Linked DNA regions of Homo sapiens: region 1 is linked to region 2. A link is an interaction called in ENCODE POLR2A ChIA-PET data of the cell type or tissue named here. Cell type or tissue: IMR-90. All regions are shown on one strand. Each heading gives the region's core, and the rest is flanking DNA. Links, peaks and the distances in the headings are about the cores only. Region 1 overlaps PSEN2 (presenilin 2). Region 2 has its middle 12 kb from the start of ITPKB.

Region 1 (13,137 bases), core at 5,138-13,137, 130 kb after region 2:
CAGAAAGCCTGTGTAGTGTGTGGTGGGCCTGCCTGTGTGACCAAACCCTGGCCACTGGGTACGTGACCCTCACAAGTGCTGACTGGGCTGAGAAGAGCTCCTTGATGGGCAGTTTGGAGACTTGAGTTGTAACTGTGGCTTTTGGCCATGGGACATTAACTGATTACTTTTGCCCCTCTAGGCTTCAGTTGTCCTTAATTATAATACAGGGAGCTGACTAGGTGGCGTTGATGGCCTTTACGGTCCTTGCCAGCTCTGACATTGTCCTATGGATATGTCCTTTCATTTGATAATATGTTTACGTGGCCATAGTGCCTGGGGCTGGGCCGGGAATGGAAACTTGATCTCTGGGGCCTGGCCTTTGAAGCCAGTTCATGTGTCTGGTGGTTCAGCAGATCCGTAACTTTCCAAGAGGCACATCCATAGGCTACCGTGTCCTTTCTCACTGTGTCCCTCCTCCATTTCATCTTCTTTATAACTACGACTTATTGAACATCTACTGTGTGCTGGACACTTTACAGGTTATCTCTAGGTTTTACGATAATCTTGCAAGGTATGCCTGTTCTGCTTTTTACAGCAGAGGAAATGAGCTGTGTCAGATTAGACTGTCTGAGGCCTCTTGGCCAGGGAGTATGTGGTTCAAATCACATAGGCAGGCGATCTGAACCCTGTCAGTCTCCAAAGCCTCTGCTTTTGACCGCTGACTTGCTGCTGCTTGTTTAAAAATAAATGTGTTTCTGGAGCCTACTCCAGAGGGGCGTGCTAGGGGCTCCCTCTCCCACTTCCCCACAAACCACCCTTTTCCCTGGCTGCTTCAGGAAATGAGAGAACTCTGCCTGGGCCCCAGGCACTTCTGAGTGGGACAGGGCTGTTAGAGGTAAGTCTAGAGCCTGGCCCAAAATTCAGGAGGCCCCATCAGAGGGCCCCTGGGGCCTGTGGTCCGGGAGGGTGGTAGGGCAGTACCTCACTTCCCTTTGAGACTCAGGCCCCAGCTCTGGCTTAGGCCAGGGAGAACCATCCCCAAGTGGTATGTGTTACTATATGAGCTGAGATGGATGGTCAGCTGGACCAAATACATAGTCGGGTACCCAGGGCCAGGGGGAGGAAGGTGAGCAGGGAAGCTGTGGGCAATTGTCTGGGTATCACCTGACCTTAGCAAACTCTTCCTTGTTTTAAGCGAGGACGTGGGACTTCTCAGACGTCAGGAGAGTGATGTGAGGGAGCTGTGTGACCATAGAAAGTGACGTGTTAAAAACCAGCGCTGCCCTCTTTGAAAGCCAGGGAGCATCATTCATTTAGCCTGCTGAGAAGAAGAAACCAAGTGTCCGGGATTCAGACCTCTCTGCGGCCCCAAGTGTTCGTGGTAAGTGCAGTGACTCCCAACCTGCTTTTGAACCCTCTTTTTCCATTAGGATTTTCTCCGTGGAGGCAGATTTCCATGGGAGTTTGCTGTGGCATTTTGAAATCTGTTTCTTACCTAGTTCCATTGGCCTTAAATGTTAAGGCCAAAGCCTTTACATTTCTCTGTAATGAAAAGAAGGTCGAGGAAATTGGGTCATTGGGTTTCCATAATGATTGCAGGAACTGCTGACACAAGCACGGCTGGGGAGATTCTCTAGGTCAGACTCCCTTGGTTTGGCTAATTCAGCAGTTTGATCCCATTCAGCTGATTAATGGGAATGTGCAGTGGCTTCTTTGGATGTTTGATTTTGCATCCTAATCCAAAGCAGCTATCAGCCTCAGCACTTCCTTGTTGGAAGGCTTTCCAGAACGTAGTCTATGTTGGACACTTCCTTCTGCCTCTCTGCATTTTCCTGCCACTTCTCTAGAGAATGGGGTGCAGGGGGTGGGAGACGGGGAAAGCTGGTCGCTGAGTGGCTGATGGGACTTGACATCACCCAGCCCCACCCCCACCTGCCCGTGAGTCAGCCTCCGGGGAGAGTTCATCGCGTCACCGGCACTCTAATGTGGACAGACACCTAGCAGTGTTGTTTATCTGCACACGTTTGGGTGGTGATTTTTCCCTCCAAGGATTTCAGAGCACCAGCAGGCTTCAGAGCAGACTTAGGTGGCTTGCAAAGCAGGCCCTCAGGAATTCAGAGGGTAGCAGAAGTCCATCCCAGATGCTCTGTTTTCCTTCAGGAGCTAGGTAAATCAGAGGGGCTGAGGGACAAATGAAAAAAGTTACAGCCTTTGAGTCCCATCTGCTCCTCCTGGCCAATGAGAGGGGATCTGGGAGGGGCAGATGTAGAGGAAAATCTGTCTAAATGTTGATGCTCGTTATTTTCCTTTAAAGAATTAATAGCCTAAAATAAACCCTACAGATACAGTCTGTGTTTATTATGGCGACTTAGAGAAATGCAGAAAAATATCAAGAAAATAAAAACCACTCTTGGTTCTACCATGCAAAGATAATCATCTTTAATGTTTTGTAATATTTCCGATCTTTTATATACATACATTTTATAAGGACATTCAGATGATCAGGTTCGTAAAGTTTTATGTTCGGTTAAATTTAACAGCGTGTCATTGTTCAGGTTATTAAATGTTTGAAATAAGATTTTTGGTGGTCCTGTCACAGTCTCCATGAAGTAGCATTTCAGGATCGAAAGGTATGCTGTGTTTAAAGTGTTGATTCTTACTCCTTTCAGTTAAGGCCAGTGCAGTTTGTCCAGGTAGTGACTGAGACCCAGTTTTTCCACACTCTCCTCCGCAGTGGGCATTGTTTTGGGCCTTTTTCAGCCCAAGAGCTCTCTTCTCCCCATGCCGCTCTGCTGGTCTGAGATTTTTCCACTCCTCCTCCTCCCTAGTTGCTCTCTGACCAGACTCTAGGTATTCAGGAGAAAGTGTTCATTGTCTCACTCTCTCATGTGGCAATCAAGTAGTGCCAAGCAGTGAGAGGGTGAAGGTGGGTGGGTGAGGGACACTCACCTTGCTGAGAAAGGGCCCCAGCCTGTTCGGGTGATTATAAAGCAGAGACAGTGCCAGGAAAAGTCTGACACTGGCTGAGAATCACCCGGGGACCAACCATCCCGAATGCGGATCCCTGACACTGGGTGAGGATGGAGCTTGGAGATCTGCATTGTTAATAAGCAGCCTAGCAGAGTGGTGAAGAGTCCAGACACACTACCTAGGTCCAAGGGTAACCTTGAGCTAATTACTTTTTGAGCCTCTGTTTCCTCATCAGTACCATGGGGAAGAATAGTAGCACCTTGCTCCAGGATGTTTAGTGCCGGCTAAGGGCTCAGCAGGTGCTGGTCCATCTCCACCAGCCCCCAGTGGCCTGGGCCACCTTTGAGAAACAGTGATCCTAAGGGATTCAGCATTTCCTAAGTTGGTGCCTCCCACCTGTCACCCCCACCCCACCAGGCTAGGAGGGTTGTGATTAGAGGGTGCCCTTGCTGTGACAGCTGAGACTAGCTCTTCCCTGATTATTCCTTAATGACAGCTCTCTCCTTCCCTGCTTTCTTGAAGTCTTGGTCCTCGTTGTTGTGGGCACAGCTTCAGGGGAGGCCTTGGAGGAATTTTTGAAAGTGGAATGAGGGAAGCAGCCTGCTCAAGGGAACACTTGTTTTCTGGTGAGGAGGCCGCATGTATGAATGACGTTTGTGGGTTAGAAAGCATGTTTTGTAGTTTTTCCTTGTTTCTTCCTGAAGACATGTCAGGTCTTGATGAGACCGGGCCTGGGCACAGGGCAGGCAGTCAGCGAGTGTGGATGATGACGACAGTGGTCACCAGGTCACTGTCTAGACCAGGTCACTGTCTAGCGCAGTGTCACATGGAAAGGGTATGGTCCTTTAACCCTACCCTCCCCAGCACAACTATCACAGATGTCAGGGAACCTCTGCTCACAGAACTGCTTTCCAGGGATTGTCTTTTTTTTCTTTTTCTTTTTCTTTCTTTTTTTTTTGAGACAGAGTCTCACTCTGTCGCCCAGGCTGAAGTGCAGTGGTGCGATCTCAGCTCACTGCAGCCTCCGCCTCCTGGGTTCAAGTGATTATCTTGCTACAGCCTTCTGAGTAGCTGGGATTACAGGTGCCTGCCACCATGTCCAGCTAATTTTTGTATTTTTATTAGAGACGGGGTTTCCCCATGTTGGCTAGGCTGGTCTTGAACTCCTGACCTCAGGTGATCTGCCCACCTCAGACAGGCATGAGCACCGCACCCAGCCCCAGGGAGCGTCTTATTAGTGGTTGGCAACTGAATGGAGACGTGGGAATTGTAAGGAACTGATTCTACTTGATCCTGGGTCCCCTGCTTCTCCATCTTCACCCACCCATCAGCTCCCTTTCTCCTTTAAACAGGCACCTTTGCTCTCTGCTTATCCATTTTTGTTGTGCATTGCTATTTGGGAGCCTAAGAAACACAACATCCTCTGAATGCTCCAGCTGTTGTGGGTCTGAAGGGTGAGCCTGCCCTCTGTCATTGGAGGCTGCAGCCTGTGGCTTTTTAGGTACAGGGACTCCCAGAACTGCTCCTCCAGTCATAGCAGAGATAAATCACAGGAGCTTAAGAGGCATGGGAAGAACAGAGGGAGGAGATCGTAGCTTCCCTGTTCATTCACACCCAAAACAAAACTGTCATACTAGAAAAGGAGGTATTAAAAGAGCCACCTGTACAGCCTCGTATCTCATCCAGCACACTGCTGCAGATGGAATATTATGATTTAGCTTGAGAAAATGCAGCAACTCTTTGTTGTGGTGCCCCTCTTTGAGTAAGAGTGAATTCCCCATTGCCAGAGTGGATAGTGAGGGAAACCCTGGGTCCAGGCAGGAGTCTGTTTAGGATTTATCTAGTGAGGCTGAGCCAGAGGAGGACCTTACAGTTTTTTCTCTTCAATTTCTTTTATTTATTTATTTATTTTTGTAGAGATGGGGTTTTGCCATGTTACCCAGGCTGGTCTTGAACTCCTGGGCTCAAGCGATCTGTCTGCCTCAGCCTCCCAAACTGTTGGGATTACAGGCGTGAGCCGAGCCACCATACCCGGCCCTTCTCCTGCATTTCCACCTGATAATTTCTCTCATTTCCATAGATGATGAAGGAACTAAAGCCAAGAACTTTCCAAGGTCCTGCAGCTCTTTGGGGGATGTGAAGCTGTGCTCTATTTGTATGGATTTTGCTGGTTCCCAGAACTTCCCTGTGGCCCTGGGGCCTAGTCTGAGGGTACTCTGAGTGAAGAGGGAGGAGGGCCCACACCTCTTCTGCAAAGGCTGCTTTTGTAAAGTTCACTTCAGTTCACATCTTCCTCCTGGTCAGAAAGCTTCGGGGGCTCTCCTCTGCTGCATTAAGCTCTTACTCCTCCATCAGGCACCAAACTCCTCCCTGGCATGGCCCATCCTACCAGGTCCCCACACTTGAGCCACATCCAATTGCTCGATATTATCAGGATAGGTTATGTTATGTTCCCAACTCATATGTTTACTTAAGTGGTTACCTCTTTCCAGAATGAGCCCCCTCCTCCAAACTCTGCCTGGTGAAATATTCCTAACCTTTGCAGCTTCACATCCCTCTTACTTCTTGTGACCTGAGGCATCTACTCCTGACAACTGATAGACTGTGTCCCCTCCTGTCGGGTGCATTGTCCTTGTCACTACCCTCCTGGCTTTTAGCTGGCTTTGCTTCCCGCTGTTGTTACTCCTGTACTTGTCTCATCTATCCTAAACAGAAGGTGCTGCAGGCTGGGGAGTTTGTTCATGTTGAAATCCCTGTGATGGAGGTGAGCAGAGGCAGTCTCTGCCTGTGCCTCTTATTTGGGGATGAAGTTAAAGTCCCTGTAGGAATAATCCAGGCCATAGCCGGGGTTGCTGTCTTCAGAAAGAAGGGCAGCCACAGGTCTTGTTAAGGGGATTGAAATTGGCTGACTTGGTGGAAGGAACCTGCCTGCTTTGTTTAAAAACCACATATAGCTGAGTGTAGTGGTTCACACTCTGTAATACCAGTGCTTTGGGAGGCTGAGGCAGGAGGATCACTTGAGGCCAGGAGTTTGAGACTAGCTTGGGCAACAACGTGAGACCCTCATTTCTACAAAATATTTTAAAAATTAGCCTAGTATGGTGGCGTGCATCTGCAGCCCTAGCTACTGAGGAGGCTGAAGTGGGAGAATTGCTTGAACCCAGGAGTTCAAGGCTGCAGTGAGCTATGATTGCACCACTGTACTCCAACGTAAGTGACCAGTGAGACCCTGTCTCTAGAAATAAAAATAAAAAAAATCACATATATTGTGGGGTGACTTACTTGGAGACGAACTTTCAGCAGAGCGCACACCTGCTATCCCTGCCCAGGGTGTGAAGCTCAGCCCTGAGGGTCTCTGGACAGCGATCACTCAGCCTCTGGACAGCGATCACTCAGCCTCTGGACAGACAGCGATCACTCAGCCTCTGGACAGCGATCACTCAGCCTCTGGACAGCGATCACTCAGCCTCTGGACAGCGATAACTCAGCCTCTGTCCCCGTCTGAGATGTTGGCAGGGACTGTCAGATTTGCCAGGCATTGTTTGAAGTTCTTCCCAGCCCAGAAACCTGCATGTGTAGATTTTGGTACACTGGGTCCCCCACTTGGTACTACTGTGTGAAACCCCACTTGGCACTGTTTTAGGGGGCAGGCTTCCCTCCTGTCCCCTTGGCCTTGGCCTTCCCCTGGGTCCCGCCCTCAGTGGCACTTCCCCACCTCACACGTCTGCTCTCATGGCTTAGGTCTCCACTTCTAACCTCAGGAGACCTGGTCCTCAGACACCTCCCAGACAGCTTCCCCATTTTATCCCATAGACACTCAAAGGGTGAAATTCATGGTCTTTCCCGAGACTCTCTTCTCCGGTCTTCCCTGTCTTAGTCCCCACCTGGCTGCCATTCTAGACTGTGTTTTCTCTCCTGCGTCAGGTCCTGCCCTTGACCTCTTGACCCCTTCTGGACTCTGCCCTCACTTGCATCCATCCTGCTGCTGTCCTCAGCTCTCCTCACCTGCCACAGTTGTCTCTGGGGGTCACTTTCCCTCTCTGGTCAGTGGCCAGACTGACTTTTATAAACCTGGTTCAGATCTTGTCTGTCAAGATTGTCCTCAGGGTGATGTGTGTCTCCTTAACATGGTGCCTGAGACCCTGATCATCTCCACTGCCCGCCCCACAGTGTGAGGCCCTCACTGGAACATTGTGCCTTCTGCCCTTCCCTCCTCCTGGGAAAACCAGTCTCCATCAGATAGGCTCTTCTCTAGAAAACATTCGTGATCTCTGAGATTTGGTTCCACTTTTGTGCTTCTGCACCTACCATCAAACACCCGGATTGTATCATTTGTCACATTAGATGATTTTTGTTTTGTTTTAAGACAAGGGTGTTTCTTACTCATCTTTTTATCCCCAGAGCCCAGCATGATCTTTGGTGCATAATAGATGCACCACAGATGTTTGCTGATTGAATGAATGAGCACACTGACAGTTTGGAGCTGCCCTGACTTTCGTGGCTATGCGTTTTGCCCCCTGGGATGTGAGTCACCTCAGGCCAGCCCCAGGCAAGGCCGCTGCTGCCTCCATGGTAACTCTCAAGGCCTCTTGTTTTATGGCAGTCGTTTGATTGACAGGCATCTCTTGGAAGCTTTTGGGGCAGGACTTGTGTCCAAGTCTCCAGGTCGCCTCCAGCCACCCCCTGAGTCCTCCACTGCCTTTGTCTCACAGGAAAGTGGAACAAGGTCCTTGTGCTCCTTTTTCCAGGTGCTTCCAGAGGCAGGGCTATGCTCACATTCATGGCCTCTGACAGCGAGGAAGAAGTGTGTGATGAGCGGACGTCCCTAATGTCGGCTGAGAGCCCCACGCCGCGCTCCTGCCAGGAGGGCAGGCAGGGCCCAGAGGATGGAGAGAACACTGCCCAGTGGGTAGGTCCCACCAGCAGCTGGGGGCCTTCAAACAGGTCCCTGCGGCTACTGTACCTTACAGATGAAAACCAGACATTCATTCCCTGATGCGGGAGGGAGAAGGGAAGTAATGATGAGGATTGGCCGAAAAGGTGGGTGGCTGGCCATGATGGACCTTCCATCTGCAGGGTTTCATAGGACTGCGCATTCACAGCCAGAGATGGACTTGGCAGTGGGCTGAAGGACGCTGTCCACTCTGCCACCTTGGGTTTACCTCTCTCATGCAGGTCACTGTTTCCACTGTAATAGGAGAGTTTGTTTGGATGCCTGGGTGCTAGGACAGGTAACACAGAAGCTTAGGATGGTAGCAGGGGAAGCATTTTTTGGCAGATGGCCAGACATGGTAAGTGTGAGAGGAGTCTGCCTGATACACGATTGACTTTTGAGCTGGGGATATTTGGGCTTCACTGTGATCATTCAGCCCCCAGGGGAGGAGATTGTAACGTTAGAAAGAGTAGGATATCGTTGGGAGAGCCACTTAGTTGTGTCCTTTCTCTCCCGATCAGGGCAGAACATCTGAATTTGCCTGAACCCTGTTCTCTGTTTTGCCCATTATAGAATTAAAAAATGTCTCTGTGTGGACTGTTTTCTTGCAGCCAGTCTTAATCCTGCTTGCTGAAATTTGAGCTCACTTCTCCATGTTCTCCTTGAGAACGGAACCATCGTCCCTAAGCCCTGAGTGAAATCACACCAGCTTAAGGCCACTGCTCTGCCACTCCTCAGCCTTTTCTTGTTTGTTATCTCCGGGAAGTTTTGTACACTTTGGTTGTTTCAGTTTCTGTTCATGAGTAGTCTTCTTTCTTGGCTGAACGTCTAGATTGGGACTCTCTCTGCAGAGAACCGGTACTGAAGCAACTGTCATTTTCAGTTTTTGTTTCATTTGGCTTTTTCTTTAGCTGTTCACCTCATTAGCAAGGCAGCCCATGACCTTGACTTGCCACAGTTCCAAAACACAAATTCTTACAGATCGGTTTGTGCTAGTGTCTGGCAGGTGTCCTGCCCTCCCTCGTTACCTCCTCATTTGTGCCTGCCCACCTTCCCAGAGCCTGCGTCTTCTCAGATGCTTAACACCTGTTTAGCCTCTCTAGTTCAGAGCTACAAATTTACATGCTTGATTCTGTGGGGCAGAAAGTTCAAAGTAATTTCTTCCTCTGCAAATTCCCAGTATCTTAGTCACACGCAAAGAGAGTGTCCCTGTGCACTGACTCCTCTAGCTAGTGATTTGTCAGCCAAAAATGTTTATTTATCTCCTGGCCTGTTTCCTCCCATATCAGTATGGCCACATGAACAGAATTGAGTGACCTCCTGAGTCCCTGTATTAGGAAGGGGAAAGATCTTTTGATTCATTAACCATTAAGTTGATTCATTAACCATTAAGTCTTGGGCCTGCAGACCATAGCAACCTTCCTTCCTTCATTTATGGTGCTTCATCCAGCTCCAAATCTTCTCTACTTTGTCCTCACAAACTTTTCATATGCCCTAGTAGCTCATAGACTGCTCCTTATATCTGGAAAGCAACATTCAAACTTCTCATTTCTGGTTCCAAAAATCCGTGCATTACATGGATAGGCTGCCGTGGGGGACATTCTGCGGCCCTCACGATGTGGTTTCCCACAGAGAAGCCAGGAGAACGAGGAGGACGGTGAGGAGGACCCTGACCGCTATGTCTGTAGTGGGGTTCCCGGGCGGCCGCCAGGCCTGGAGGAAGAGCTGACCCTCAAATACGGAGCGAAGCACGTGATCATGCTGTTTGTGCCTGTCACTCTGTGCATGATCGTGGTGGTAGCCACCATCAAGTCTGTGCGCTTCTACACAGAGAAGAATGGACAGCTGTGAGTTGGGGGGCTGGGGGGAGCAGGGTGGGGTGAGGGCTGAGTTGCCAGGGGGTGGGGGGCGCAGCAGCCTGTGTTGGTCACTGTACCTGCAGCTCCACACCAGCAGCGGTAAAGAGCAGGGATGAAGAACCGCCCAGGTTCATGGCCTGGCTCACTGCCTCCTGGATTGTGACCTACTTGGGCATGCTTTTAACATCCCTATGCCTCAGCTTCCTTGTTCGTATAATGGGTTGATAACGCAGTTACTGGGAGAATTAAGTGAGTTAATATGAGTGAAGGGCTTAGAAGAGTGTCTACTGCACGTGAGTGCTCAGGCAAGCTGGATCCTGCTGCAGAAAGCAAGCTCTTGATCCTGGGCATGGCTGTGCCACTGATCCCTGTGTGACTGCAAACAAATCACTTCCTCTCTGAGTCTCTGCTTCCCTGAATGTGAAACAAGGTGGTTGGACCAGATATTTCTCAGCTCACTTCCAGCCTTGTGAGGAAGACTTATAAAGCCTTTCGTTTATTTTAGTAAAATACATGCAGAGGCAGCAGCGTAGAAAAATGAGAAGCTTCCTCCACTTCTTCCCCCTCCCCTTTCTGTGGTCCTCACTGCTAAGCACCTTCTGTAAACTTTTTTTTTTTTTTTTAAAGTTAGGGATTTTTGTTTCATTTCGTGTGTGTTGGTTTTTTTTGTTGTTGTTGTTTCTTTTAAAGAAAGGAATAAGGCCAGGTGTGGTGTCTCATGCCTGTAATCCCAGCACTTTGGGAGACTGAGGTGAGAGGATTATTTGAGCCCAGGAGTTTGAGACCAGCCTGGGAAATGTGGCGAGACCCTGTCTGTACAAAAAATGCAAAAATTAGCCAGGTGTGGTGGTACATGCCTGTAGTCTCAGCTACTTGGGAGACTGAGGTGGAAGAACACCTGAGCCCAGAAGTCGAGGCTGCAGTGAGCCATGATTGCGCCACTGCACTGCAGCCTCAGCAACAGAGTGAGACCCTGTCTCAAAATTTTTTTAAAAAATTAAAAAAGAAGTAGAGTCCCATCCTCAGAAAGCTTATAGTGTGTGGGGGATTCAGCGCAGAACAGGTGAAAGCATGGAGAGAATGCAGCCAGCGGTTTGTTTGCAGCAGTCCAGGCTGGGAAGAGTGAGGTTTGAGTGAATTGCTTCCTGTGTCTGCTTCCTGAGCTTATGAGCTGCAAGGACAGCAGTTGCTTCAGCGGATGGGGGTCGGGTAGTAGCAGGTGGAGGAGTGCTGGGCTGGGTGGAGCTGGTGGAGAGGTGTGGGTGGGTGGGGGAATGAGAACTGGATGGGTGAGAGAAGTGCCTAGGGAGCCTTTAATCCCTGTGGGGGTGGGGAAAGCAGCAGGGAGGTCATCTAGCCCTCGTCCTCACTGCTGCACTGGGCCCAGTTGGCAGGCTGAGAGCCACAGGTCTGTGGTCAGGGTGCCAGGAAATGAGCTGGAGGACAGGAACTGCTCATGGGGATGGTGCCCGCACTCCATCAGGGCAGCATGTGGGCAGCATGGGCATCCCAGGCACCTCCCCTAGCAGGTCCAGAATCACTCAAGGTGGGGAGCCTCGAGGAGCAGTCAGGGCCGGGAGCATCAGCCCTTTGCCTTCTCCCTCAGCATCTACACGCCATTCACTGAGGACACACCCTCGGTGGGCCAGCGCCTCCTCAACTCCGTGCTGAACACCCTCATCATGATCAGCGTCATCGTGGTTATGACCATCTTCTTGGTGGTGCTCTACAAGTACCGCTGCTACAAGGTGAGGCCCTGGCCCTGCCCTCCAGCCACGCTTCTCTCCGTCTGCCCCACACCATGGCGGCAGGGCCCGTGAAACAGCCGCCTTTAGAAAAACACAAATTAGAGGAAAATAGACCCAGATTTTTTGTACTCCTCCCCACCCCATCCTGTCTCCCACCGTGGATGACCTAATACTGTTGTCTTTTATTTTTATTTATTTTCTTTTTCTTGAAACATGGTCTCACTCCATTGCCCAGGCTGGAGTGCAGTGGTGCGATCATGACTCACTGCAGCCTCAACCTCCTGGGCTCAAGTTCTCCCACCCAGCCCCTCAAGTAGCTAGGACTACAGGTTTGCACCACCATACCTGGCTAATTAAAAAATTTTTTTTTGTGCAGGCTAGATCTCACAGTGTTGCCCAGGCTGGTCTCAAACTCCTGGACTCAAGTGATCTCCCACCTTGGCCTCCCAAAGTTCTGGGATTACATGTGTGAGCCATTGCATCCAGCCTGTTGTCTTTTAAATTTACACATTATCCCACTTGAGTTCCTCATTGCAGTGTTCCAAGCATCATTTCTCATATTTCAAAGTTAATTTTGTTTTGCTTCTCTTTCTGAAGTTCTATTTTAGGCTCCCCTCACCCCGATACTTCCCCTGAAGATTTATTTTTAGTTTTCCTTTTCCTTTTCGGGCAAGGATGTGCAGAGGCCATGCTGAGGTCTTGCAGCCCTGGGAGACTTTTGGGTTGTAGCTGCCTATAGCTGCCGAGTAGCCCCAGGGAGTAGTGGAAGGGCAGATCCCATCTGGCCAGAATCATGGGCACTGCCTGTCCCCAAAGATGCCATAAGCTTTTAGACAGCGGCTTCAGGCTTTTCTCCCAGGTAAGGGGTTGAACCCCTAACGATGGAAAGGAAATTAAGCTGGGCATTACCTATTTTAAAACTGTTTACACACAGGTGCCTCACAGCATTTTTTGTTCAGGCCGCTGCCATCCATGGAGCAGGTAGATAGAAGTGCAGAGTGCCCAGGCTAGAGGGATGGGACAGGGACAGTGCAGGGAGGGAGCTGAGCCCCCTTCCAGCGGGGGCAGCAGAGGGGAAAGCCATGGGAGGGGCTGCAGGATGTGTCCTGAGCTGAAGCTTATCAACAAGTAATGAGTACCAGCTGGGCATTGTGGTGCACGCCTGTGGTCCCAACTACTTGGGAGACTGAGGCAGGAGGATCGCCTGACCCCAGGAGTTCAAGTCTAGCCTGGGCAATGTAAGACCCTGTCTCTAAAAAAATAATAATAAAATAAGTAACAATTACCTGTGTAACTGTGACGAGGCAGGGTTTGAACATTGCCGCTGGGAGGTTGGCAGATGGTGGGAAGCAGGGTGGAGGGCTGCTGGTTTGGAGCAGAGGATACAGATTGCATGGGGTCAAGCTAGAAATTGCGTGGCAGATGTGAAGAGCTGGCCCCACTGCGGGCAGTAGGTGTCTGGTGGCCAGTCCCAGAGGCTGTGAAGAGGGGCTCAGCCATCTGTCTAGTAGGGCTTCCTTGGAGGTTCCACGATACAGGCAGATGGTGGTGGCCCGGGCAGCCAGGTGGTGGCTGGGATGAAGAGGGTTGGCAGGTCCCAGAGGCAGCCCCTTCCCCTTTTGGCTGTGTGTGCAGCAGGGCCGTG
Region 2 (16,924 bases), core at 3,655-11,654:
ATTGGATTATGGCCCATCCTAATGACTTCATTTAACCTTAATTACCTTTTTAAAGACCCTACCTCCAAATAGTCATATTCTGTGACATCATGGGTTAGGACTTCAACATATAAATATGGGGGGAAACACAATTCAGCCCATAATAGCAAGGTTGCAGAATACATGATTAATATACCAAAATCAATTGTATTTCTATATACTACCAATAAATAATCAGAAATTTTAAAAAATCAAATAATAATATCTTTACAATAACATCAAAAACTATGAAACACTTAGAGATAAACATGACAAAACATTTGAAGATCTATAATGAGAAAATTATAAATCACTACTGGAAAAAAAAAGACCCAAGTAAATGAAGAGATATACCATGTTCATGAATTGGAGGACTCAATATTGTTACAATGTCAGTTCTTCCTCAAATTTATCTGTAGATTCAATGCAATCACAGTCAGTATTTCAGCAGGTTTTTGTTTTTGTTTATTTTGTTTTGTTTTTATTTTCTAAACTTCATAGGGAAATGCAAAAGATCTAGAATGACCAAAACAACTTTGAAAAAGAATGCAGTGGGAGGACTAACACTATCTCATGTCAAGACTTATTATAAAGCTACGGTAATCAAGATAGTGTGGCATTGGCATAAAGTTCAAAAAATAGATCAATAGGACAAAATAGTCCAGAAATAGACCCATGTATATATGGACAATTGATTTTTGACACAAGTGCAGAAAAAGTGGAGAAGTCTTTTAACAAATAGTGCCATAACAATTCAACATCCATATCTAAAAAGAGGAAATTCAATGAATATCTTATCAATATTGTACAAAAATTACTCAAAATGGCTCACAGATCCTAATGTAAAGCCTAAGACCAAGAAACTTTTATAAGAAACATAAGAGAAAATCTCTGGGAACTTGGGTTCCTGTTTCTTAGATATGATACCAAAATTAATTGGACTACATCAAAATTTAAAACGTCTCTTCAAGGCCAGGCACAGTGGTGCACATCTGTAATCCCAGCATTTTGGGGAGGCTGAGGCGGGCAGATCACTTGAGCTCAGGAGTTTGAGACCAGCCTAGGCAACATGGCAAAACCCCATCTCTACAAAAAAAAAAAAAAAAAAAAAAAATTAGGCCAGGCATGGTGGCTGATGCCAGTAATCCTAGCACTTTAGGAGGCAACGTGGCTCACACCTGTAATCCCAGCACTTTGGAAGGCCAAGGCAGGCAGATCACTGGAGGTCAGGATTTTGAGACCAGCCTGGCCAACATGGTGAAACCCGGTCTCTACTAAAAATACAAAAATTAGCTGGGCGTGGTGGTGAACGCCTGTAGTACCAGCTTCTCAGGAGGCTGAGGCAGGAGCATCACTTGAACCTGGGAGGCAGAGGTTGCAGTGAGCCGAGATCACACCACTGCACTCCAGCCTGGGTGACAGAGTAAGACTCTGTCTCAAAAAAAATACAAAAATTAGCTGGGCATGGTGGCACGTGCCTGTATTCCCAGCTACTCAGGAGGGTGAGGTGGGAGGATCAATTAAGCCCGGGAGGCCAAGGCTGCAGTGAGCCATGATCATGCCACTGCACTCCAGCCTAGGTGACAGAGTGAGACCTTGTGTCCACACACAAAAAAAACAGAAAACAAAACACCCCACTTCTCTTCAAAAGATACTGAAAAGAATGAAAAGACAATGCATAGACTGGGAGAAACTATATGCAAAGCATACTATTCATAGCAGCTTTATTAGAATTAGCCAAAAATTGGAAACAACTCAAAAGTTCATCAGGTGAATGGATAAACAAATTGTGGTATACAATGGAATATTATTCATTAATAAAAAAGAAATGGACATTGATGTACATACAACATGGATGAATTTCAAAAGAATTATGCTGCCTGAGAAAAATCAAACAAAAGAGAATATCTACTGTATGATTCCAAATATGGAAAATTCTAGAAAACACAAACTCATCTATAGTAACAGAAAAAAGACTGGGTGGCTGCCTGAACATGGAGGCTGTGGAGAGGGGCAGGAAGTAGGAAAGATGAAGGGACATGTAGGACATTGTGAAAGTAATGGATACGTCCACTGTCTTAATTGCAAGGATGATTTTATGGGTGTATACATACATGAAAACATATAACACTGTAAAACATTAAATATGTGCAGTTTGTTGTATATCACTTATAACATAATAAAATTTTTTTTTTTTTTTTTGAGATGGAGTCTCACTCTGTCGCCCAGGCTGGAGTACAACAATTGCGCCATCTCGGCTCACTGCAAGCTCCGCCTCCCGGATTCACGCCATTCTCCTGCCTCAGCCTCCGGAGTAGCTGGGACTACAGGCGCCCGCCACCATGCCAGGCTAATTTTTTCTATTTTTGGTAGAGATGGGGTTTCACCATGTTAGCCAGGATGGTCTCGATTTTCTGACCTCGTGATCCGCCCACCTCGGCCTCCCAAAGTGCTGGGATTACAGGCCAGAATTTTTTTTTTTTTTTTTTTTTTGAGACATGGTCTTGCCCTTGTCGCCCAGGCTGGAGTGCAATGGTGCGATCTCAGCTCACTGCAACCTCTGCCTCCCGGGTTCAAGTGATTCTCCTACCTCAGCCTCCCAAGTAGCTGGGATTACAGACAACCGCCATCATGCCTGGCTAATTTTTGTATTTTTAGTAGAGACGGGGTTTCACCATGTTGGCCAGGCTGGTCTTGAACTCCTGACCTCAGGTGATCCGCCTGCCTTGGCCTCCCAAAGTTCTGGGATTACAGGTATGAGCCACTGTGCTCAGCCAATAAAGATATTTTTAAAAACATAGCTATGGATGGATATAGCCTTTGATGAGGATATTATGGGCCCCATTCCTAGTGTCAAGCACAGTGCTTGACATATAATCTCTCTTCTGGGTGAAACGTTCTGGGTAAGTTGTTCATTTTTTCATTCACATGTTTCATGGAATAACTATGTGTCCCCTTTTTTCAAATATAACTTTGTTAAATTATCACAATCGTTCCAGCTGTCGCATCTATCCTGCAATATCATCCTCTTAGGAATCCTCCTCTGATGGCCCAGCCTGAAATGACCTCCTCCTCCTCACATGTGGAGACTCTGTATCAGCACCCTTCACTCAGCATCCCTCCTTCTGCCTCGCACTGTTAGTAAGCTTTTCATGCTCTCTCCCATAAGGTCCTTGAAGGCAGAGAGCAGCTATGGCTTTTCTATGAACAACCCCCACCTCCCCTGGCCACTTAATACCTTGTCTTACATATATTTATTCATGATTAATTCCTTAGTCATTAAAAATACTATTTTTTAAAAGACAGACTTATTTATGTAAACATATACATACACAAACACAGTCTTGCTACCCTCTGCCACTACTCATGAGGCATATGGTCCGGAAGAGCAAAATGAAAACAGCAAATGTTATGATTCTAGATTGATACAGAAAAGAGAAAGTCCATTTTTACGTTCCCTATACACCTGAGCTTTAGCCCTAGTTTCATGGCTTCCTGGGTATACTTCACTGTTATAACAGCTTATTCTTCATGTATTCATTCATTCATCAAACGCTTACTAAACCCTTCCCTAACTCCATGCTATGTTATAATGTGCTACCTTTTGTCTCCTCCTCTTTGAGGACTTAGTCCCATTTGCATCTGCTATGTCTGGTGTAGGGAAGGTATTTGATCATATTTATTGAAAGGTCTTTGTCCCCAACTCAGGCACGAGCAACAGAAGCATTTTCTGCCTCTCCTAAATCCAGACGCTGCTTTGTGGTGGGACTGGAAGGAGAATACCAAGCTGATTAGGATGATTTCTGCAGCAAAGTGTAAGATACTTATAGGTATGTTCCATTTACATGTGGATATTGAAACAATTATCTAGTTTCAAACTGACTTTTCCAGCCATCTAAACAACAGATTGGGTTGGCTCTGTTGCAAATCTATTAATAAGTTATGCACAGAGACTCAAAATCCATAGAATAGCCATGATCTGAGCCAGTGGTATAAATATATGTATTCACTCAGCATCAAAAATGTATATATACATTTTTTCATTGTCTGTAAACAACCATAAACTGATAAGAGATGGACTGAAAAAATGCGATCCTGCTTTTCCTACCTAAATGTGACTTAGCTAACTTAAACACTCATGTTGAAATGTTGTGTCAAGCCCAGGTGCAGTGCATTAGCACTTTGGGAGGCCAAAGTAGGAAGTTTGCTTGACGCCAGGAGTTCAAGACCAGCCTAGGCAACATAGCGAGACCCTGTCTGTACAAAAATTTAAAAATTAGCCAGGCATGATGGCGTGCACCTGTAGTCTCAGCTACTTGGGAGGCTGAGGCAGGAGGATCACTTGAGCCCAGGAGTTGAAGCTGCAAAAAGCCATGATTGCACCACTGCACTCCAGCCTGAGTGACAGAGTGAGACCCTATCTCAAAAGAAAAGAAAAGAAAAGAAAAGAAAAGGAATGTGGTGTCAAGACTTTGTTTTAATTGAAACCAAGTCATTTGCTGTCAGTTTAAGATGCTGACTCTATATGGCTTTGCACTAAACCTCTTCTCCAGGGATCCCCTCCTACACACTGAAAAGGCTGCCTTTGCTTTAAATCCTAAAGAATGAAGCGTGGGCCGGGCATAGTGGCTCCCACCTGTAATCTCAGCACTTTGGGAGGCCGAGGCGGGCAGATCACCTGAGGTCAGGAGTTCAAGACCAGCCTGGCTAACACGGTGAAACCCCGTCTCTACTAACAATACAAAAATTAGCCGGGCGTAGTGGCAGGTGCCTGTAATCCCAGATACTCAGGAGGCTGAGGCAGGAGAATCGCTTGAACCCGGGAGGCGGAGCTTGCAGTGAGCGAGATCACGCCACTGTACTCCAGCCTGGGTGACAGAGCAAGACTCTGTCTCAAAAATAAATAAATAAATAAATAAATAAATAAATAAATAAATAAATAAAAATAAAGAGTGAAAGGTGAGGAGCGGCCTTAGCACCTTTCTCTGGATAACTGGATTTGTATGACATCTGCGGACCCTTAGGACAAAAATAATTGGTGAGAAAGAGCATTGGAAACGCGTGAGTTACAGGACATTCACAAAATGTTTTCTCTGAGGTTTTGATACAGTGGGCCTTGTGTTTGAATAGCCTCCATTAGGAAGTTTAGGAGAGCCAGAGAAGGACTTTGAGTCAACCTTGATCCATCATTTAAGACTTTAGGAATGAAAAGAAAGTGTTAAGTTTACGTGCTTGGTGTGTAAGAACAGAGTCTCAGAAAAGGTCACCATCTAATGTTCTAACATAGAATAGACGGCTGTCTTTGGTAGAAGAGGGAAGTTTCTCATGCCTCCCATTTCTCCTTTCCCTTACAACAAAGGGACAGCACCAGCAACAAGAGATTATATCTATACTGGTTGCAAACCACACTCAGTCCATGCTTCAGGTGTCTACAGAACTTCTGCTGGTACCCACTAACGCAGCCTACCTCACTGCTGTTTAACCCATGAGCATCTCATTTCAGCTTTGGGTATCATTAACGCCATTCATTTACTCTTTAAACTATGACTGGGTTTTCTAGGCAAGGGGAGAGGGAAGAGAAGGATATGAAGAGGAGTTGTACTCATCTTTAAAGTACTCACAGACTAGAAGGGGAACCAAGTGTTAAAATAGTTATAATTATTTTTATTTTTATGTGATATATGGTATAATAGCACTCAAATGACCAAGAGAGAACAGTGGTAGGGGTGGCCTTGGGCTAGGGGAGGAGATGGGAAGGCTTCAGGAAATGGTTATCTTTTGGTGGACTGTAAAGGATGAGTAGGAGTTCACCAGGAAAAGAAGAGAGTCTTCTAGGCAGAGGCACAGCAATCACAAGTCCCTTGACCCATGGAAGAGCAGGTTTGAGGAGTGTTGAGTCCATGTGGCCAGAGTATATGGTGGTGGTGAGTGGGGGGCAATGGGGGGGGAGAAGAGCCTGGAATAACAGTTTGGGGACATGTGGTGAAGTTCCTTAATTACTATGCTAATTAGCTTGGATTTTCATTAAAAATGATAGGCAGCCACTGAGGAGTTTTAGGCAGAGTGACACAATTAAATTAGCATTTTAAAAAGATATCTCTGAGGCAATACAGAGGATATATTGTAGGGGAAATAGAGACCAGGCTCAGTGGTCTCTATTACAGAGCTCCAGGGCACCGGGCCCTCAGAGATGGGTAAAACACTGCAACACAGCCCTACCTTTCAGGAGCTCGCTACTGCGGAGGGAGCATATTAATTACCTGTTGCTATCCCAAATTACCAGAAACTTAGCAGCTTGAAACAACATGTATTTATTATCTCACAGTTTCTGTAATATGCAGTGTGGTTTAGCTCAGTCCACGGCTTCAGACTACACTTAAGGTGTTGGCCAGGACTGGGCTTTATCTGATCCTCAATTGGGGAAGAATCTGCTTCCAAGATCACAGTGTTGTTGGTGAGATTCAGCAACTTGCTGGCTTTGGCCAGAAGCTTCTCTCGCTTTTTTGCCACGTGAACCTCCTCAACATGGCTACTTGCTTCATCGAAGCGTGAAAGCTTAGAAGGCAACAAAGAGTGTCTGCTGACAAGACGGAAGTTGCAATCTTATGTGACATAATCACCTCCATTGCTTAGAAGATTATAATCCTATCACCTGCGCTGCTTAGAAGCAAATCGCCGAGCCCACTCACACACGGGGCCGTGGATGCCTGCAGGCAGAAATACTTCAACCCATCTTAGAGTCTGTCTCTAAGGATAGAGACTGGTCTTGAACTCTCTCAGAATAATAAGACAAAAATAAGGTAGCTGTATTCTCCAGGGGCTATACAGTCAAAGAGAGGTTATCTGGACTGATCTGTGATTAAGGGAATACTTCCTCAAGGGGCTCAATTAGAATGCCACTACTGTGGTCCTGGAATAAGATGTTGAAGACCTGAAATTTCCCTATTCATCAGTTAATTAATTAATTATTTATTTATTTATTTTGAGATGGAGTCTTGCTCTGTCGCCAGGCTGGAGTGCAGTGGCGCCATATCGGCTCACTGCAACCTCCGCCTCCCGGGTTCAAGCGATTCCCCTGCCTCAGGGTCCCTCGTAGCTGGGACTACAGGTGTGTGTCACCACACCTGGCTAATTCTTTGTATTTTTATTAGAGATGGGGTTTCACCATGTTGGCCAGGATGGTCTCAATCTCCTGACCTCGTCATCTGCCCTCCTCAGCCTCCCAAAATGTTGGGATTACAGGCGTGAGCCACCGTGCCCGGCCTCATCAGTTAATTCTTATTATCCATTGGGTCCTTTGGTTAAGAAGTCCATGGTGGACAAAGGTTTATTTAGTTAGTCTTTTGTTTGTTTTCATTTTTGTTTTTGAGACAGTCTCGCTGCAATGCCCAGGCTGGAGTGCAGTGGCGCAATCTTAGCTCACTGCAACTTACGCCTCCCGGGTTCAAGTGATTCTCCTGCCTTAGGCTCCCAAGTAGCCGGGACTACAGGCACCTGCCACCACGCCTGGATAATTTTTGTATTTTTGGTAGAGATGGGGTTTCACCATGTGGGCCAGGCTGGTCTTGAACTCCTGACCTCAGGTGATCCACCTGCCTCGGTCTCCCAGAGTGCTGGGATTACAAGTGTGAGCCACTACACCTGGCCTGGACATGAGTTTAAATCCCAGTTCAGCCACTTAGAGCTGTGTGAACTTGGAAGTTAGGTAGCCTCTCTTCACATCAATTTCCTACTCCGCAAGATGGGGATATTGCTGCTTACCCTATAGGGATCTTGAAAGATTAAATGACATGGTGTATATGAAAGACCCTAGCATGGGCCCTGCCACATTGGAACTTAGCCAGTAACTTAGGCCACATCCTAAGCAAGACTCACGAGTGCAGAAGGACCTGGATCGAAGTTACAGGCAAAACCGGCTGTGGAAGAGCCTGGTCCTCAGGCTTCTCCTTAGAGGGCAGCCAAGACTGTCACAGACACATCCCACATCAAGGCCCGCTCAGTGGTAAAAGCAAGAGGACCTTGCATCTCCATGTTGTGGACCCTCCTTTGATTTGGTGACCACCTGATAAACACTTGCTGACCCGCCGGGACTGGGGTTCCAGGGCTACATCATCCATCTCTAGCAGCTCTCTAGGGCCCTGAAATGGAGTGTTTCCTCCCCTTCTGAGCTCTCCCCCATCATCCAGCCAATGGTTTAGCACTCGATTGCTTTTTTTTTAAAAAAAAAAAAAAAAAAAGGATCTTGCTCTGTGGCCCAGTCTGGAGTACAGTAGTGTGATCATGCCTCACTATAGACTTGAACTCCTGGGCTCCAGTGATTCTGCCGCCTCAGCCTCCTGAGTAGCTGGGACTACAGGCATGCACCACCATGTCCAGATAATTTTTTCACTTTTTTGTAGAGATGGAGTCTCCCTATGTTGCCCAGGCTGGTCTCAAACTCCTGGACTCAAGTGATACTCCCACTTCAGCCTCCCAAAATGCTGGTATTACAGGCATGAGCCACTGTGCCCAGCCTAGACTGCTTTTAAAGGTATTTATTATGTGCCCATCTCTGTGCTAAACTAAAACACCCGATTTAAACAGGTGTTAAAACAGGTGTTTTAAACAGAAGCAGGGGTGAGGGGAGGAGCTCATCTTGGGCTGAGGCTTTGTTTTTCTGTCCTAGAGGCCATGTGCTCCCTGCTAAGTTGGAGCTGAGAAGCTGGGAATAGGCTGAGATGCTCTTCCTTCACTTGTTCTCCTGAGTACAGCCTCCGTGCTTGTTGTTACATAATTTCTATTAAAATTCCTGGAAATGCAGCTAGAAGAGTAGCTCCCAAAGGAACCCTGAGGCATGAATGCTGAGGTTGAAAGCTTCCCATCTAAACTGTGTCTCCAAGTGCTGACAATGCCAACCCGACTCACATCGTCATTGGTGACAATGCCAACCCAACCAACTCACATTGTGTGCAGGATTCCCAAATGCCCAGCAGCTTCAAAAATAGACATCTTCTCCAAAGAGAGCAGACACGGTGAAAAGCACAAAGATGAATGACTTCAAATTATGAGATGCAAAGAATGCCAACTTGCTCACATTAAGGTAAGGTATAATAGGTTGTAGGAGGTTAGGAAGTCATCTATGAGGCCACCGCTTTTCCAGTGGTTCCTGCATGCCCCCACCCTGCTGTGCTTATTGCCATAAAGCATCACAGAGCACGGCCCGACAGTGGTCAGGGTGCTCAATGGCAAGCAACAGAAACTGTGTATTGCTTCTATAAGCACAAGATAAAGTTATAATAAAGATATGGGGAGCTCATAAAATCATCAAGAATACCAGAAAATCAAGCTTAGGAGATGGGGCAGGAATGGGGGAGGCTCCCCAGGTCAAATCACTCCTGAGGGTTTGTCCAGTGCCACATAAGGTGTTGTCAACACAGCTCCTGCTGCAGCACTGATACTCCTGGAACCTGGACGTGGCCATGCTGCTGGCACCATTACCACAAAGATGGCTTCTCCATGGACCTGCTTCTCTGTGTCAATGTCCAGTGGGTGTGTCTGATTGGCTGAGCTGAGGTGTGTATCCATACCCACCCCCGGAGGCTGGGGAAGCAGGCATCTCAGGCTTGGAGGCTGCTCAACTAAAGAGCCCAGAGGGTCCACTGGAGCCCCAGGGCTGACTTCCAGGCAAGTGAGCAAGTGAGTTCTCACAGCATCTTTTTCTTCTTTTTTCTTTCTTTCTTTTTCTTTTCTTTTTTTTTTTTTTTGAGATGGAGTCTCGTTCTGTTGCCCAGGCTGGAGTACAGTGTCACAATCTTGGCTCACTGCAACCTCCGCCTCCCAGGTTCAAGCGATTCTCCTACGTCAGCCTACCGAGTAGCTGGGATTACAAGTATGCGCCACCATGCCTGGCTAATTTTTGTATGTTTAATAGAGACAGGGTTTTGCCATGTTGGCAGAGCTGGCCTCAAACTCCTGACCTCAAGTGATCTGCCCGCCTCAGCCTACCAAAGTGCTGGAATTACAGGTGTTAGCCACCGTGCCCAGCCATCTTTTTCTTTAAATAATTAAAAAGTGATTAAAAACCGGGCATGGTGGCTCATGTTTGTAATCCCAGCACTTCGGGAGGCTGAGGTGGGCGGATCACCTGAGGTCAGGAGTTCAAGAGCAGCCTGGCCAACATTGCAAAACCCCGTCTCTACTAAAAATACAAAAATTAGCCTGGCGTCGTGGCGGCCACCTGCAGTCCCAGCTACTTGGGGGGCTGAGGCAGGAGAATCACTTGAACCCAAGAGGTGGAGGTTTTGCAATGAGCTGAGACTGTGCCAGTGCACTCCAGCCAGGGTGACAGAGTGAGACTCTGTCTCAAAAAAAAAAAAAAAGTGATTAAAGGTAAAAAGGGAAGAAGACAAATTCATTCAAAAAATGTTACTGAGCAGTTATATGTCAGGCAGTATTCTAGACTGTGAGGATAGAGCAGGGAGTCACACACAAGTCCTGACCTCAGAGAGGCTTCACAGTAATGGCAGATAGGGAGTAACAAGCCTGTATATGTGTGTGTGTGCGTGTGTGTGTGTCTGGTGTGTGTGATGTTGATAAGAGCCGTGGAGAACATGGAGAACAATACAGGCAGGGTAAGAGGGCCTTGGGAGTGCTAAGTTATTTTGTAGAGGTGGTCAGGGAAGACTTTCTGCCTAAGATGATGTCTGAGCAGAGATCTGAAGGATGGAAGGAGGGAGGACGTCATTCAGCCACCAGGGAAGAGTGTTACCCACAGAGGGGACAGCCAGAGTAGAGGCCCTGAGGCAGGAGCACACTTGCAGGGTCAAGGAAGCAAACAGCCATTGTGGCTGAGGCAGAGTGAGAGAAGGGAGCATTGGAGAGAATAAGGTCAGGGAGATAGTCAGGGCTTTTCCCAGGGCAAGAAGAGACACTTTTGGAAAGTTTTGAACACGGAAGTAAGATGACCTGACCCACATTTTAGAAAAAGCCCTCTGGCTGCTGGTGGAGAACAGAGGGTGGAGGGGCAAGAGAGCAGGCAGGAAAAGCATTCAGGGGGCTCCTGTGGGAGGCCAGACTGGAGGAGCAGGGGTGAGGCCAGGCGGGAGAGCAGAGGTGCTGAGAAGGAGGCAGGCTCTGGATGCATTTGAAGGTAGTCACCAGGTTTGATGCATCGGATGTTTTATACTCTTGTGCTCTCTCTGTCTCTCGCTCTGTCTCGTTCTCTCTCTCTCTCTCTCATACACACACATGCATGCGTGCATGCATATACAAGAATACCTACTTTTATTCTACTTCACAGATATTGTTTTTGACAAATTGAAGGTTTGTGACAACGCTGCTTCAAGCGAGTCTTTTTTTTTTTTTTGAGATGGAGTCTCACTCTGTTGCCCAGGCTGGAGTGCAATGGCGTGATCTCGGCTCATTGCAACCTCCGCCTCCCAGGTTCAAGCGATTCTCCTGCCTCAGCCTCCTGAGTAAGTGGGATTACAGGCACATACCACCATGCCCGGCTTATTTTTGTATTTTTAGTAGAGATGGGGTTTCACCATGTTAGCCAGGCTGGTCTTGAACTCCTGACCTCAGGTGATCTGCCCACCTCGGGCTCCCATAATGCTGGGATTACAGGCGTGAGCTACCTGTTGTTTAGTGTATCCACCTTCATCACTTATCTCAGCTGGATCTTCTGGATAACTTCCTGCTGCTTTTTCATTAGCACTTGCTGCTTCTCCTTGCACTTTTATGTTAGGAAGGTGGCTTCCTTTCTTAAACCTCACGAACCAACCTCTTTTAGTGTCTGACTTTTCTTCTGCAGCTTCCTTATCTCTCTCAGCGTTCACAGAATTAAAAAGAGTTAGGGCGGGAGCCACCACGCCCAGCCGAGCAAGTCTATCTTTGCAATTTTTCCAACAGCATGTGCTCACTTGGTGTCTCTGTGTCCCATTTTGATAATTCTTGCAATATTTCAAACTTTTTCATTAATATTATATCTGTGATGGTGATCTGTGATCAGTGATCTTGGATGTTCCTACTGTAATTGTTTTGGGGGTGCCACGAACGGCACCCATAAAAGTCAGCAAATTTAATCCATAAGTGCCGTGTGTCCTGACTGTTCCACCAACCAGTATACCCCATCTCTCTCCCTCTCCTTGGGCCTCTCTAGTCCCTGAGAAACAATAATATTGAAATCAGGCCTATTAACAACCCTACAATGGCCTCTAAGTGTTCAAGTGAAAGGAAGAGTCACACATCCCTCACTTTAACTCAAAAGCTAGAAATGATTAAGCTTAGTGAGGAAGGCAGGTAAAAAGATGAGATGGGCCAAAAGCTAGGCCTCTTGTGCCAAACGGTTAGCCAAATTGTGACTATGCAGGAAAAGTTCTTGATGAAAATTTAAAATGCTACTTGAGTGAACACACAAATAACAAGAAAGCAAAATAGTCTTACTGATGACACAGAAAAAGTATAGTGGCTGGGATAGAAGATCAAACCAGCCACAACATCCTTGTAAGCCAAAGCCTAATCCAGAGCAAGCCCCTAACTCTCTTTAATTCTGTGAATCCTGAGAGAGATGAGGAAGCTGCAGAAGAAAAGTTAGACACTAAAAGAGGTTGGTTCATGAGTTTTAAGGAAAGAAGGCACCTTCCTAACATAAAAGTGCAAGGAGAAGCAGCAAGTGCTGATGAAAAAGCAGCAGCAAGTTATCCAGAAGATCCAGCTAAGTGATGAAGGTGGATACACTAAACAACAGGTTTTCAATGTAGATGAAACAGCCTCTATTGAAAGAAATTAATAAGTAGACTTTCATAGCTAGAGGTGCAAAGTCAATGCCTGGCTTCAAGGCTTCAAAGGAGAGGCTGACTCTCTTGGCAGGAGCTAATGCAGCTGGTGACTTTAAGTTGAAGCCAGTGCTCATTTACCATTCCAAAAGTCCCAGGGCCCTTAAGAACTATGCTAAATCTACTGCCTGTGCTCTGCCAATGAAACAACCAAGTCCGGATGTCAGCACATTTGTCTACAACATGGTTTACTGAAAATTTTTTTTTTTTTTTTTTTTTTTGAGATGGAGTCTCGCTCTGTCACCCAGGCTGGAGTTCAGTGGCGAGATCGTGGCTCACTGCAAGTTCTGCTTCCCGGGTTCACGCCATTCTCCACCTCAGCCTCCCGAGTAGCAGGGACTACAAGCTCCCGCCACCATGCCTGGCTAATTTTGTTTTTGGATTTTTAGTAGAGACCAGGTTTCACCGTGTTAGCCAGGATGGTCTCAATCTCCTGACCTCGTGATCCCCCTGCCTCGGCCTCCCAAAGTGGTGGGATTACAGGCGTGAGCCACCACGCCCAGCTGGTTTACTGAATATTTTAAGCCCGCTGTTGGGACCTACTGCTCAGAAAAAAAGATTCCTTTCAAAATATTACTGCTAATTGACAATGTACCTGGTCACCCAAGAACTCTAATGGAGATGAACGAGGAGATTAACATTGTTTTCATGCCTGCTAACACAATATTCATTCTGCAGCCCATGGATCAAGGAGTAATTTTGACTTCTAAGTCTTATTATTTAAGACATACATTTTGTAAGGCAATAGCTGCCATGGGTAGTGATTTTTCTGATGGATCTTGGCAAAATAGATTGAAAACATTCTGGAAAGGATTCATTATTCTAAATGTCATTAAGGACATTCATGATTTATGGAAGGAATCAAAATATCAATGTAAAGAGAAGTTTGGAAGAAGTTGATTCCAACCCTCATGGATAACTGAGGGGTTCAAGACTTCAGTGGAGGAAGTGCCTGAAGATGTAGTAGAAATAACAAGAGAATTGCAGTTAGAAACGGAGCCTGAAGATGGGCCTGGATTGCTGCTATCTCAAGATCGAAAAACTTGAATGGATGAGGAGTTGCTTCTTATGGATGAGCAAAGAAAGTGGTTTCTTGAGATGGAATCTATTCCTGGTGAAGATGCTGTGAACATTGTTGAAATGACAATAAAGGCTTTAGAATATTACCTAAACTTAGTTGATAAAGTTGCAGCAGGGTTTGAGAGGATTGACTTCATTCTTGAAAAAAAACTTGTACTGTGGGTAAAACGCTATCAAACAGCATTGCGTGCTGTAGATATATCTTTTGTGAAAGGAACAGTCAATCAATGCAGCAAACTTCACTATTGTCTTATTTCGAGAAATTGCCACAGCCACCCTAACCTTCAGCAACAATCATCCTGATCAGTCAGCAACTATCAACATTGAAGCAAACCCTCCACCAGCTAAAAGATTATGACTTGCTGAAGGCTCAGATGATTGTTAGCGCTTTTTAGCAATAAAGTATTTTTAAATTAAGGTATGTACATGTTTTAGACATAATGCTATTTCACACTTAATAAACTATAGACTACAGGACAGTGTAAACATAACTTTTTTTTTTTTTTTGGAGACAGAGTCTCACTGTCACCCAGGCTGGAGTGCAGTGGCGAGATCTCAGCTCACTGCAACCTCCGGCTCCTGGGTTCAAGTGATTCTCCTGTCTCAGCCTTCTGAGTAGCTGGGATTACAGGCGTGCACCACCACGCCTGGCTAATTTTTGTATTTTTAGTACAGACAGGGTTTCACCATGTTGGCCAAGCTGGTTTTGAACTCCTGACCAGGTGATCTGCCTGCCTCGCCTCCCAAAGTGCTGGGATTACAGGCATGAGCCACTGCACTCAGCCATGTAAACATAATTTTTATATGCACTGGGAAGCCAAAATACTCATGTGACTCATTTTATTGCAGTGGTCTGGAAACAAACCCATGATATCTCCAAGATATGCCTGTACATACACATTGTGTGTATGTTTGGGCAAAACAAGAAAACTGTAATTCTAACCAGAATGCTGTTTAAAAGTTATCATTACATAGTAAAATAAACATAGATTAGAAAGAAGAGTGAGGTCAATTTCATTATTAAGCCGTAAGTTGATTTACACAATCCCCCAATTTCTTGCTATTAATTAATAATAATTATAACGATAGATAAGTGCTTATGAGGTGCCGGGTACTGTTCTGAACACTTTACATATGTCATTTACATGTATTGATCATTTAATTATCACAGCTAAGCCATGAGGTAGGTAATATTACTGTTCTCACTTTAAATGCAATGAAACTGAGGTATGGAAAGTTTATGTAAGTTAAATAAGAACCATTTATAGAGAAATAAAGTTTTGCCTATAGTAAAAGATGAAATAAGCCAGGCATGGTGGCATGCACCTATAGTCCCAGCTACTCAGGAGGCTGAGGTAGGAGGATTGCTTGAGCTCAGAAGTTTGAGACCAGCCTAGCCAACATAGCAAAACCCTGCATCAAAAAAAAAAATGGAATAGGCCGGGTTGCGGTGGCTCACACCTATAATATCAGCACTTTGGGAGGCCAAGGCAGGTGGATCACTTGAGGTCAGGAGCTCAAGACCAACCTGGCCAACATGGTGAAACCCTGTCTCTACCAAAAATACAAAAATTAGCTGGGTGTGGTGTCACATGCCTGTAAGTCCCAGCTACTCCAGAGGCTGAGGCAGAATTGCTTGAACCCGGGAGGTGAAGTTTGCAGTGAGCAGAGGTTGCGCTACTGCACTCCAGCCTGGGTGACAGAGCAAGACTCCGGCTCAAAAAAAAAAAAAAACACAAAACAGTAATCATTAAACAACCACCTAAACATATGCATTTCTCACTGGGATCAAACAACTCACCTATAAAATGAGGGCATTAGAAAGGTGATTATGAAAGTCCTTTTACCATAACTATCTGTGACTCCTTCACTGCTAGCAGAGAAAATAGTCCCCCTTTTCTCCTTTGATTATAAACAATAAATACAATCAATTCATGTTTTCTAAATGCCTATAATGAGCAATTAAAGATTACTTGAAAGAATAGCTTGATTTCATGAAGTACTTATGTTGTTGCTTAAATAATTGTTATTGATAATATTTAGTTTGATGAAGTGTTCCTTTGTTTAGAAAAATTGTACTCTGGCCAGGCGTGGTGGCTCATGCCTGTAATATCAGCACTTTGGGAGGCCGAGGAGGGTGGATCACCTGAGGTCTGGAGTTCGAGACCAACCTGGCCAACATGGTGAAACCCCATCTCTACTAAAAATACAAAAAATTAGCCGGGCGTGGTGGTGGGCGCCTATAATCCCAGCTACCTCGGAGGCTGAGGCAGGAGAATCGCTTGAACCCAGGGGGCAGAGATTGCAGTGAGCTGAGATTGCACCATTGCACTCCAGCCTGGGCAATAAGAGCGAAATTCCATCTCAAAAAAAAAAAAAAAAAAAAAGAAAGAAAGAAGAAAAAGAAAAATTGTATTCTTTCACATATACAGAGCCAAATATTCCTCGAAATGGATGAAAAGTCAACAAAGAGTGCTATAGTTCAAGGGACAGCTACATAAACCACTCGTCTACCCACCCATCCATCCATCCATCTGTTCATTCTTAAAAGACATATTTATTGAGCTCCTAATATGTGTTAAATTGTGGCAAGTTAAGATGTTACGAGACAGCAATATTCTCAATGTTGGATGGTATAAAAGCATAAGGACTTTGAAGTCAGGGATGCCTGGTTTCAAATCCTGGCTCAGCTGTAGTTTTGGCTTCTGTGTAACTTTGGGCAAAGCACTTAACTTCTCTCATCCTTAGATTGCTCATCCGCACAACGGAGACAATAATACCCACTTTGATGTGTTGTTGTAAGGATCGGAAACAACACATATGAAGCCCATGTAGCCCTATGCTTGGCTTGGAGTAAACTCTCAATAAATGATGTCTCTCAGGGTCACCTCTCTGGGACAGCTCTTCACGCCTTTGAACTCTTTGAACCCCAATGCCCAGCATCCTGCTATGGCTGCACCACTCCCGCAGAGCCCCCGTCTGCTCATTGCTATCATCATCAGGGGTATAGT

The links. ChIA-PET counts read pairs that join two places held together with the same protein. Peaks named below come from ENCODE experiments on the same cell type or tissue, not always from the same donor. Only the 100,000 strongest peaks of a DNase experiment are listed, where the experiment ranks them.
Region 1: POLR2A ChIA-PET joins it to region 2 with 9 read pairs; 2 of 35 experiments call an interaction of 5 or more read pairs at or near these places.

Annotation. Positions count from the first base shown.
Region 1 is chr1:226,874,188-226,887,324 of GRCh38, forward strand. It overlaps PSEN2 (presenilin 2), which reads left to right. Exons shown (of 13, transcript NM_000447.3): 3 at 1,178-1,363; 4 at 7,701-7,861; 5 at 9,518-9,732; 6 at 11,351-11,492. The coding sequence starts at 7,721. Among named protein-coding and RNA genes, the nearest start is that of PSEN2, 10 kb to the left of the region's middle. RefSeq lists a silencer at 7,967-8,167 and an enhancer at 8,687-8,846. In IMR-90, for the core only: no CTCF peak of the experiment used is centred there; a DNase peak (open chromatin) is centred at 9,104.
Region 2 is chr1:226,743,096-226,760,019 of GRCh38, forward strand. No RefSeq gene overlaps it. Among named protein-coding and RNA genes, the nearest start is that of ITPKB, 12 kb to the left of the region's middle. RefSeq lists an enhancer at 11,205-11,704. In IMR-90, for the core only: no CTCF peak of the experiment used is centred there; no DNase peak of the experiment used is centred there; H3K27me3 peaks cover 1,785 bases.